Regions from separate parts of the Homo sapiens genome. Here region 2 is linked to region 1. A link is an interaction called in ENCODE POLR2A ChIA-PET data of the cell type or tissue named here. Cell type or tissue: Panc1. All regions are shown on one strand.

What was found. ChIA-PET counts read pairs that join two places held together with the same protein. Peaks named below come from ENCODE experiments on the same cell type or tissue, not always from the same donor. Only the 100,000 strongest peaks of a DNase experiment are listed, where the experiment ranks them.
Region 2: POLR2A ChIA-PET joins it to region 1 with 10 read pairs; 2 of 35 experiments call an interaction of 5 or more read pairs at or near these places.

Annotation. Positions count from the first base shown.
Region 1 is chr10:29,699,123-29,704,122 of GRCh38, reverse strand. It overlaps a transcript of SVIL not described here. Among named protein-coding and RNA genes, the nearest start is that of SVIL, 67 kb to the right of the region's middle. In Panc1, no CTCF peak of the experiment used is centred here; no DNase peak of the experiment used is centred here; H3K27ac peaks cover 582 bases.
Region 2 is chr10:30,242,085-30,247,084 of GRCh38, reverse strand. No RefSeq gene overlaps it. Among named protein-coding and RNA genes, the nearest start is that of MTPAP, 100 kb to the left of the region's middle. In Panc1, no CTCF peak of the experiment used is centred here; no DNase peak of the experiment used is centred here.

The DNA.
Region 1 (5,000 bases):
CAGTTCAAGAACCCACCTGAGGCTAGGCACAGTGGCTCATGCCTGTAATCCTAGCACTTTGAGAGGCCGAGGCGGGAGAATTATTTGATGCCCGGAATTCGAGATCAGCCTGGCCAACATAGGGAGAGACCCCATCTCTACAAAAAATTAAAAAATTAGCTGGGGTGGTGTCATGTGGCTGTGGTCCTAGCTACTCAGGAGGCTGGGGTTGGAGGATCACTTGAGCCCAGGAGTTTGAGGCTGAAGTGAGCTGTGATCACACCAGTGCACCCCAGCCTGGGCGACTGATCTAGACCCTGGGCTCCTTCCCCCAAAAAAACAAGAGCCCACCTGACAGGGACTTTGGAGGAGAGACTTGGCCTTTACTGTTAACTTTCCCCAACTGTTTGTCAGGGCCACTGAGGAATCCCATTTGGGATGAGAAACACCCCACATTGCAGGGCACGGCTACCTGAAGGCAATCCTGAGAATCCCCCTGGACGTTGGTGTCTGGATCCTTCTGATGCCTGCCTGCTGGTTCCACGAGTCTGCTGGCCCCAGGCCAGGCCCTTTGTCGGAGCCCCCGCCACAGGGGCTGCTGGCGTGCATCTGGAGAACCAGCTGACAGAAGGCCTGTGTTCTATTCCCCTCCCCTTCTCTGCTTCACTTGCCATGAATGAGCAGAACATGAGTGGAAAAGAGTGATGCATTTGGGGTGGAAGATGCGATTGTCAAGAGCAGGGTTTCTGGCACCAGGTGGTGGAGAAGGAGAAAGGCCTGACATCTCTGGAGCAGTGGGGGGCTGGTCTGGGGAAGGGGAAGCGCAGAAATGCTCAGCATCTGGCGTTTCACCCTCACGGTGATCCAGGTTACCCTCAAATCCAGTGTTAAGAGGGAACGTTAAATAATGAACCCAGAGAAACTTTAAAAACAGCAGAGAAAAATTATGAAAATGGAGGAATAATCCTGCATCTGTTTCAAGGTTAGAATTTTGTTTTTGCTTTTACAGAAACTAAGCTCTCTCTTTTTTCTCTATTAAAAATAAATGCCTAGATCCTTTCACATTGCACCCTCGCTTACATGGGGCCCCTTCACATTTTTGAACTGTCTTGGACGAGAGCCTAAGATCCAAGATGCATTCTTTTTTTTTACAGCAAAGTGAAAGGAAATAAGACTCATTCATTTAACGAATATTTGTGAGGCAGCCTGTGAAGTTGCCTTAGAATCTGGGCCAGGTAGTGAGATCAGTACGATTCTACCCTTTTTCTCCTAAAGTCTGAAGTCAAAGGAGGCAACTTCAAAATAAATGAAGGTATCTATGATGGGCTGAGTGTTGAGAGTTTGCACCAGGGACAGCTCAGAGAACAGCTGCGTGGGGACAGGAACTATCTGGGTGAGCAGATTGTCCACAGATAATTCAAAGTCATCAAAGGTCAAAGGTCTGTGAGCTGTGCTTGTTTAGGGATTCATTTTCAGTGTCTCTGTAATAAGTTTTGAACTGATGGCTGTTAGGGTTTCCAAAGGACAGAACCTTGCCTTCTTTATGAAATGGAATAATTTTATTGATAATTTCTACATCTGATAAACCTCGTGAACGTGTGATCTGAGCTAACTTCCTGATACTGGCTGCAGCTTTGCTCAGTATCCAGGGAGTAGCTGAGTGAGCTCAGAAACACAGAGCCCGTGGCTGCTCTGTGGGTCCATGCAGTTGTTAATCTCACGCAGAACCCAGCGGGGAGGTCAGTGTGGATGGTTTTTGTCTTAGATCCAGTGAGACATATAAATGCTGTAAGACTCTGGTTGCACTGTTGAATGTGGATTTTTTTTCTTTGAATATTTTTTTCTTATTTTGATGGAACATTTATTCAAAATGTAGCACCTCCTCTGTCCTTTATGAAGTTATAGTATGGGACAGTTCATTGTGACACACTTTTAAAGCTCTTTACTTTTTTTTTTTTTTTTTTTTTTGGAGATGGAGTCTCGCTCTATTACCCAGGCTGGAGTGCAGTGGTGTGACCTCAGCTCACTGCAATCTCCACCTCCCGGGTTCAAGTGATTCTCCTGCCTCAGCCTCCCGAGTACCTGGGATTACAGGCACCTGCCACCACGCCCGGCTAATTTTTGTTTATTTTAGTAGAAATGGGGTTTCACCGTTTTGGCCAGGCTGGTCTCGAACTCCTGACCTCAGGTGATCCATCTGCCTCGGCCTCCCAAAGTGCTGGGATTACAGGCGTGAGCCACCGCGCCCAGCCTATAGCTCTTTACTTTTTAACATGCCACCATATCTTGTCTGACATGAGATTATTCATTTAGAAACATTTTATTTGGTCTTCCAAATACATTAGAATGTCAGCCACAAAAGATAGCTTGGGGCCTTATAATTGAACCATTTACTTATAAGATTTCAAGTGTCAAGTTGCAATAATTTTCTGCAAAACATAAGTAACTATTTTATGAATATGTATTTGTGATGAATGATTTCCTACACAAATGAAGAATCTATTTTAATAGAAAATGGTAACTGGATATATTACTAGATACAATTTTTTTTATTTCCCTATTTTCAGTTTCAATAGGGAAAATTAAAATTTTCCCTGTTACTTCCTTATTTTATTTCCCTATTTCAATGAATGAAATCATAGGCAACTCTAAGTCTCTTGAGGAAACTTGGGCGTTATACATCTCTCTCTTCTCCCAAACTCAAACTAGCTTAAGCAAAACATGGAATTTGTTGACATGAATAATAGGAAAATCCAATGATGAAGCTGGCTGCAGATGGAACTCAAGAGTTTTTTGGGTATTGGCCTTATTCTCTCTTGGAGTACAGGGGCCTGAGAGGTGGCCCCTGGAAGCTTTTCCAGCTTCAACCCAAAAAGAAAAAAGAGAGACCATCTTTCTTCTAGTGCTACTAAATCAGGTCTTGTGGAAGGAATCTCTTTGGCTGTGGACAGAGGAGTGGGTCTGTGCATGGTCTATTTTTGCAGTGAGGGGTGGGTGGGGTATGGTTATAAGGAGAGAGGAAGAATTTCCAGATGAATAGAGGGGTATAATGCAGGCAAAAGCCATACATGTCCACTGTAACATGCAAATATGATCCATACCTGTGTGCACACTTCAGCCCTGCATCAGCTCAAACACAGGCGGCAGGGCTGGAGCGTGGAGAGGAAGGTGGCCCTACCAGCTGGGTCTACAGCTTGTCTCCTTCCTTCTGAGAACAGTCAGGTGAGCCTTGAAGCGATGGGCTAAGGTGCAGTGCTTCTCAAGCTTGTTTTTGTTAATACTCAAATAACCAAGAGGACTGAAATCGTGATTGCAGGTGGGGGTAGGGGTGCCACAGGTAACTCCTGGCTCACATAAAGAATGGAAATAGTGGCCAGGCGCAGTGACTCACGCCTGTAATCCCAGCACTTTGGGAGGCCGAGGCAGGCGGATCATGAGGTCAGGAGATTGAGACCATCCTGGCTAACACAGTGGTGAAACCCCGTCTCTACTAAAAATACAAAAAACTAGTCGGGTGTGGTGGCGGGCGCCTGTAGTCCCAGCTACTCAGGAGGCTGAGGCAGGAGAATGGTGTGAACCCGGGAGGCGGAGCTTGCAGTGAGCTGAGATCGCACTACTGCACTCCAGGCTGGGCGACAGAGCATATCTCCATCTCCAAAAAAAAAAAAAAAAAAAGGAAATAGTAAGAATTTCTTCTCTGTGTTATAAGCTATGGGAGGGGAGTCACTGAGCAGTGTGCCCAAAATTTTTCCTGTGTGACATTTTCAGGCTGTAGTGGGTGGAAAGATTTTGTAAATGTATCTTCTTGGTGAGAGGGTGTCCTCTGAATCTGCTGGTAGGTTGGAGTGTTTGCAGGGAAATGTTCATCAAAGGGCTTGCTCTGTGAAGAATGTGACTTAGGATGATCTTTATTTTACGTGCATTCCATCATATGTAAACAAAGTTAGGGTCTCAACATTCCCACTAGCACCTTCAGCCAACTCCCAAGCTTCTGTCTCAGCAAAGCGTTTGCTGTAGAAGCCTACACTTTGAACCCATCCTTATTTTAGGTGAAATCATTTATTTCGTCTATGTTTTTACTCTCTAGTGTGTCATATCTTACTTTTTCACTTCTTGAAGAAAAAAACCAATTCTGTCCTGAGTTTGGAAACCTTTCCTTGGTAAGCCAGGGCCCATTTGTGTAGAGTAAGCTTTTCAAATCACTTTACAGTTCCTTCCACATTTGTTGAAAGGGAGAGTTTAGAATACAAATCACTGTTCAGTAGCCAACTGTGTTACCAGCCCATCAATGCCCTGAGGACACTGCATAGCAGACATTCTCCCGCTGGTGCCTTCAGGTGCCCGGAGGCCTGGGCCTGAACTGGCCTTCCACACTCTTGGCTGGAGATGTGGCTCCATCTGGCTTCACCTTCAGTGCCTCCTAACTCGTCAGTAACACTCAGTAAAGAATTGAGCAGAACTTACTGAAAAAGCAAAACGTCTTTGTGAGTTTTTATGGCTTCAGCGTGTCCTGAGCTATCTTTAAAAATAGAGCAACTTGGGCTGGGCATGGCGGCTCACACCTGTAATCCCAGCACTTTTGGAGGCCAAGGAGGGTGGATCATCTGAGGTCAGGAGTTGAAGACCAGCCTGGCCAACATGGCGAAACCCCATCTCTACTAAAAAATACAAAAATTAGCCTGGTGTGGTGGTGCACGCCTGTAATCCCAGCTACTCAGGAGGCTGAGGTGAGAGAATTGCTTGAACCCAGGGAGGCAGAGGTTGCAGTGAGCCAAGATTGCACTGCATTTCAGCCTGGGTGACAGAGCGAGACTCCATCTCAAAAAAACAAAACACAAGCAAACAAAAAGAGGTGGTCATGGTGATGCATGCCAGTAGTTCCAGCTACTTGAGAGGCTGAGGCAAGAGGATTGCTTGAACCCAGGAGTTGGAGGCTTCAGTGAGCTATGATCACACACTGCATTCTAGCCTGGGCAACAGAGCAAGACCCTGTCTCTAAAAAAAATAAAAAATAACATACA
Region 2 (5,000 bases), 540 kb before region 1:
TTTTAAATTAATTTTTATGGCAGGAAAATACACATAACATAAAATGTACCATCTTAACCATTTTGAAGTGTTCAGCTCAGTGGTATTAAATATATTCATAATGGTGGCCAACCATCACCACTATCCATCTCCAGAGCTCTTTTCATCTTGTGAAACTGAAGGTTCATCGTATATTTTATTTAACCCAATATGTCCAACATATTATCATTTCAACATATAATCATTATACAAGTTTGAGATATTAGACATTTTTTTCACTAAGTCTTTGAAATCTGGTGCATATTTTGCCTTATATCACATACCAATTTAGACAAGACACATTTCAACTGTTAATAGCCATATGTGGTTACTGGCTACCACATTGAACACCGCAGATCTAGTGGAACTTCACATTCTGCATAGATGAAAATATGGTTTAGAACAGTGCATCTCAAACTATCTCTAGTGAAGAATTGGTGTTTCTGTTGCTTTTTAAAGGAAACTTCAAGTTTGTTTTGGACTGATACTTTTGTAAAGTGGAAATAAAAAAGAATTACTGGAAAAAAATAAAATCAAGGGCCGGGCATGGTGGCTCACACCTGTAATCCCAGCACTTTGGGAGGCCAAGGTGGGCGGATCACTTGAGCTCAGGAGTTTGAGACGAGCCTGGCCAACATGATGAAACCCCATCTTTACTAAAAATACAAAAAAATTGGCCAAGCGTGGTGGTGGACACCTGTAATCCCAGCTACTAGGGAGGCTGAGGCAGGAGAACCACTTGAACCTGGGAGGTGGAGGTTGCAGTGAGCCAAGATTGCACCACCACACTCCAGCCCGGGTGACAGAGCTAGACTCCGTCTCAAAATAAATAAATAAATAAATAAAAAGGAAATGTAAAATGCAAGCTTGATTTTTAAATGTCAGATTCAATAGACATTATATCCTATACTCTTACTTTGAATTTCTGCATTTTTCTTGTCACAGGCCAATAATACAGACTTCACAGAGCCCAGACAGTCTGCAGGGATCCTGGTCTAGAATGTGGTGGGGCTCACTTGTCCTCTAATCAATCTTGTTAATTCCTGCCTCACTTATAGTTGACTAAAAAGATGGCATGCCTCTGGTGATTTGATTCTCAGAGGCCCCAGCTAGGGAAACAGTGCTGCCCTCATTTGTCCAGTAAACAAGTCTATGCACACGCAGCACGAATTCTGTTTGCACTTTCTCCAGTCTCTCAGAGTCTGGGTTAATCTATTTTTGTTTGTTTGTTTTTGTTTTCCAGGCCTTACAGAAAGTCTCTCAAAGGCAACTTCCCTCTTCAGTCTTTTTAGCACAAACTTCATGAGAGTTTCAGTTTTCCATCTCTTTTCTTTAGAGACAGGATCTTGCTCTGTCCCCCAGACTGGAGTGCAGTGGTGCGGTGGCCCAATTACGGCTCACTGCAGCCGTCCCGGGCCCAAGTGACCCCCCACCTCAGCCTCCTAAGTATCTGGGACCACAGGCTCTTGCCACCACGCCTGGCTGATTTTTTAAATTTTTTTAGAGTTGAGCTCTCCCTATGTTGCCCAGGCTGGTCTTGAACTCCTGAACTCAAGTGACCCTACTCCCTTGGCCTCCCAAAGTGCTGGGATTATAGGAATGAGCCACCGAGCCTCGCCAATTTTCCATCTTTTTAATACAATTATAACAGGGAGTTAGATTTGAGCCTAAAATGAGTTTCATATAGGATTCAAACAGATCAAAAGAATGAAAAGGAAAGTCAGCCAGTGGTCTCACTGAGTGCCTGAGGGGTCTCTTCCTGGGAGAGAGTGGACCAGGAGCATTGACACTGCTGCGACAAGAGACAGAGCCCTCGCTCCACAGGACGATGCTTACTCATGGCTTAATAACCATTTGTCCAGCACCTCCTGTGCATAGACCATGTACTTTATATAGATTATGACCTTTAGCACTTCCCCTGAAATCAGGGAGCAGGGCTAAATATAATTTAATTCTTTATTTATTTACTTATTTATTTTGAGACAGAGTCTCGCTCTGTTACCCAGGCTGGAATGAAATGGCATCATCTTGGCTTACTGCAACCTCCATCTCCCGGGTTCAAGCAATTCTCCTGCCTCAACCTCCTGAGTAACTGGGATTACAGGTGTGAGCCACGGTGCCCAGCCTATAATTTTATTCTTTGGAGGTAAAACTTTCACTTAGTTCAAAATTCAAAATTTACTAAAGGATATACAGTGAAAACACAGCAAAAAGTCTTTCTCTCATCCTGTCTCATGCCACCCAGGTGTTCTTGACACTGGCACCCATTTTTATAAGCTTCTTGTGTATCTTCCTAGACATCTTTCATGCTTCTGCAAAGACACATTTTTCCCCATTGTTTTGTCTCTCTCCTCCATTTGTCATTGTATCATGGTAATTATTCTAGATCAGATATTAAGTGTTTCCTCATCCATTTTTAGAGCTGCAAACATTTCCTTTGAATGGATAAATTATCATTTATTTAACCAGCCTCCTACTGTCAGAAATTTGTTTCTAGTGTTTTTTTTTTTTTTGCAATTGTAAACAATGCTGCAAATAATATATTGCATCATTGTTACTTGTTTTATGTATTAATGTATTATGTATTAATGTATGTGTGGGATAAATTCCTAGAAATAGACTTCCTGGGCCAAAGGGTTTGTGCATTTGTAATTTTGAGAGTACTTCCAATCTGCCTTCTCAGCAATGTGTGAGAGTGCCTATTACTTTATTTTTAATTTTTATTTTATTTTATTATTTTTTTGAGACTGAGTCACTCTGTCACCCAAGCCAGAGTGCAGTGGCAAAATTTTGGCTCACTGCAACCTCCGCCTCCCAGGTTCAAGTGATTCTCCCCGCTCAGCTTCCCAGGTAGCTGGGATTACAGGCGTGCGTCACTACACACTGGCTATTTTTTAAATTATTATTATTTTTAGTAGAGACGGGGTTTCACCATGTTGGCCAGGCTGGTCTCGAACTCCTGACCTCAAGTGTTCCTCCTGCCTCGGCCTCCCAAAATGCTGAGATTGCAGGCATGAGCCACTGTGCCTGGCCGAGGGTGCCTATTACTTTAAACCCTCACCAAGAGAGTAGCATCAATTTTTTTCTAATATAAGTAAAAACTGGTGTCATTGTTTTACTTTGCATTTATTTTCTCATAAGTTAGGTTGAGTATCTTTTAGAGTTTTAGGCTCATTTGAATTTTCTATTCTGTTAACTATAGCTTTTGTAAAACTTTTAATTATCTTTTCTATTGTTTTATGATAATTATTTCTAAATTAGGGAGATTAGTTCCTTGACTACAATGAGCCCCCTCATTTGCCATTTGTCCTTTGACTTTGGTATTGTAGCTTTTGCTATGTAAATATTTTTAATTTTATATGATAAAATATATTAATTTTTTTTTCTTTGCTTAGAGCTAAGAAAGGCTTCCCCATTTCAGGATTATTTTAAAATTATCTCATTTTTTCTTCTAATTCTTTGTGATTTTATTGCTTGCATTTAAGACTTTACAGTATCCAGAATTTGGGCCAGGCACTGGTGGGTCACACCCATAATCCCAGCACTTTGAGAAGCCGAGGCAGGCACATCACTTGAGGCCAGGAGTTCAAGAGCAGCCTGGCCAACATGATGAAAACCTGTCTCTACTAAAAATACAAAAATTAGCTGGGCGTGGTATTGCGCACCTGTAATCCCAGCTACTCAGGAAGCTGAGGCAGGAGAATTACTTGAACCCAGGAGGCGGATGTTGCAGTAAGCCAAGATGGCTTCCAGCCTGGGTGAGAGAGGAAGACTCTGTCTCCAAAACCAAACTAGCAAAAATGTATCTGGAATTTATCCTAGTATAATATATGAATAGTATCTAATTTATTTTTTTCTAGGTGGCTACCCATTTGTCCTACCACCATTTATTAAATAATCCATCTTTTTCTCAGGAATTTAAATCCTACCTTTAATATATAGTAAATGTCAATTTGTATTGGGGTCTGTTTTTTTGTATTGATTTGTCTATTCATGTGCCAATATATCATACTGTTTTAACTTTACAACTTTATGTTTTAATATCTGAAATGGCTTATCACTCTTATTTTCAGAAACTCCCTTGCTTTTTTGTTGTTGTTATTTGTTTTTTGTTGTTGTTGTTTTTTTGAAATGGAGTTTTTGCTCTGTCACCCAGGCTGGAGTGCAGTGGCTCACTGCAACCTTTGCTTTATGGACTCAACCAATTCTCCTGCCTTAGCCTCCTGAGTAGCTGGGACTACAGGTGCACGCCACCATGCCTGGCTAATTTTTAAGTTTTTAGTAGAAACGGAGTTTCACCATGTTGGCCAGGCTGGTTGCTGTCTGTTTAGTTTTTAATATGAACTTTAGAATCTGCCAATTTCCAACAAAACCTGGTTGGTATTTTTATTGGGATTGTATTAAATTAATAGATGAATTTAGAAAGAATTAACATCTACGTGATGTTTTGTCTTCCTGCAAACGTGATGTACCCTCCCATTTGTTTACATTTTTTTGTTTCTCTCAGTAGTGTGTTTAAAGTTTTCTTCATATAAATCATGCCCATTTCCTGTTAGGTTTGTTCTTAGATTGTTTATCTTTTTTTATTGCTACTATAGAGTTTTTTTTTCCATTATGTTTACTCATCTACTTTTTTTTTTTTGGTAAGAAATGGGGGTCTTACTATGTTGCCCAGGCTGAGCTCATCCTCCCACCTGGGCTTCCCAAAATGCTGAGTGACTGTTTTCAGTATTCTTTTTCTTTTTCAGACAGGGTCTTGCTCTGTCACCCAGGCTGGAGTGCAGTGGCGCGGTCTCGGCTCACTGCAACCTCCACCTCCCGGATTCAAGGGATCCTCCTGCCTCAGCCTCCTGAGTAGCTGGGACGACAGGCACCTGCCATCATGTCTGGCTAATTTTTGTATTTTAGTAGAGACGGGGTTTCACCATGTTGGCCAGGCTGGTCTCGAGCTCCTGACCTCAGGTGATCCGCCTACCTTGGCC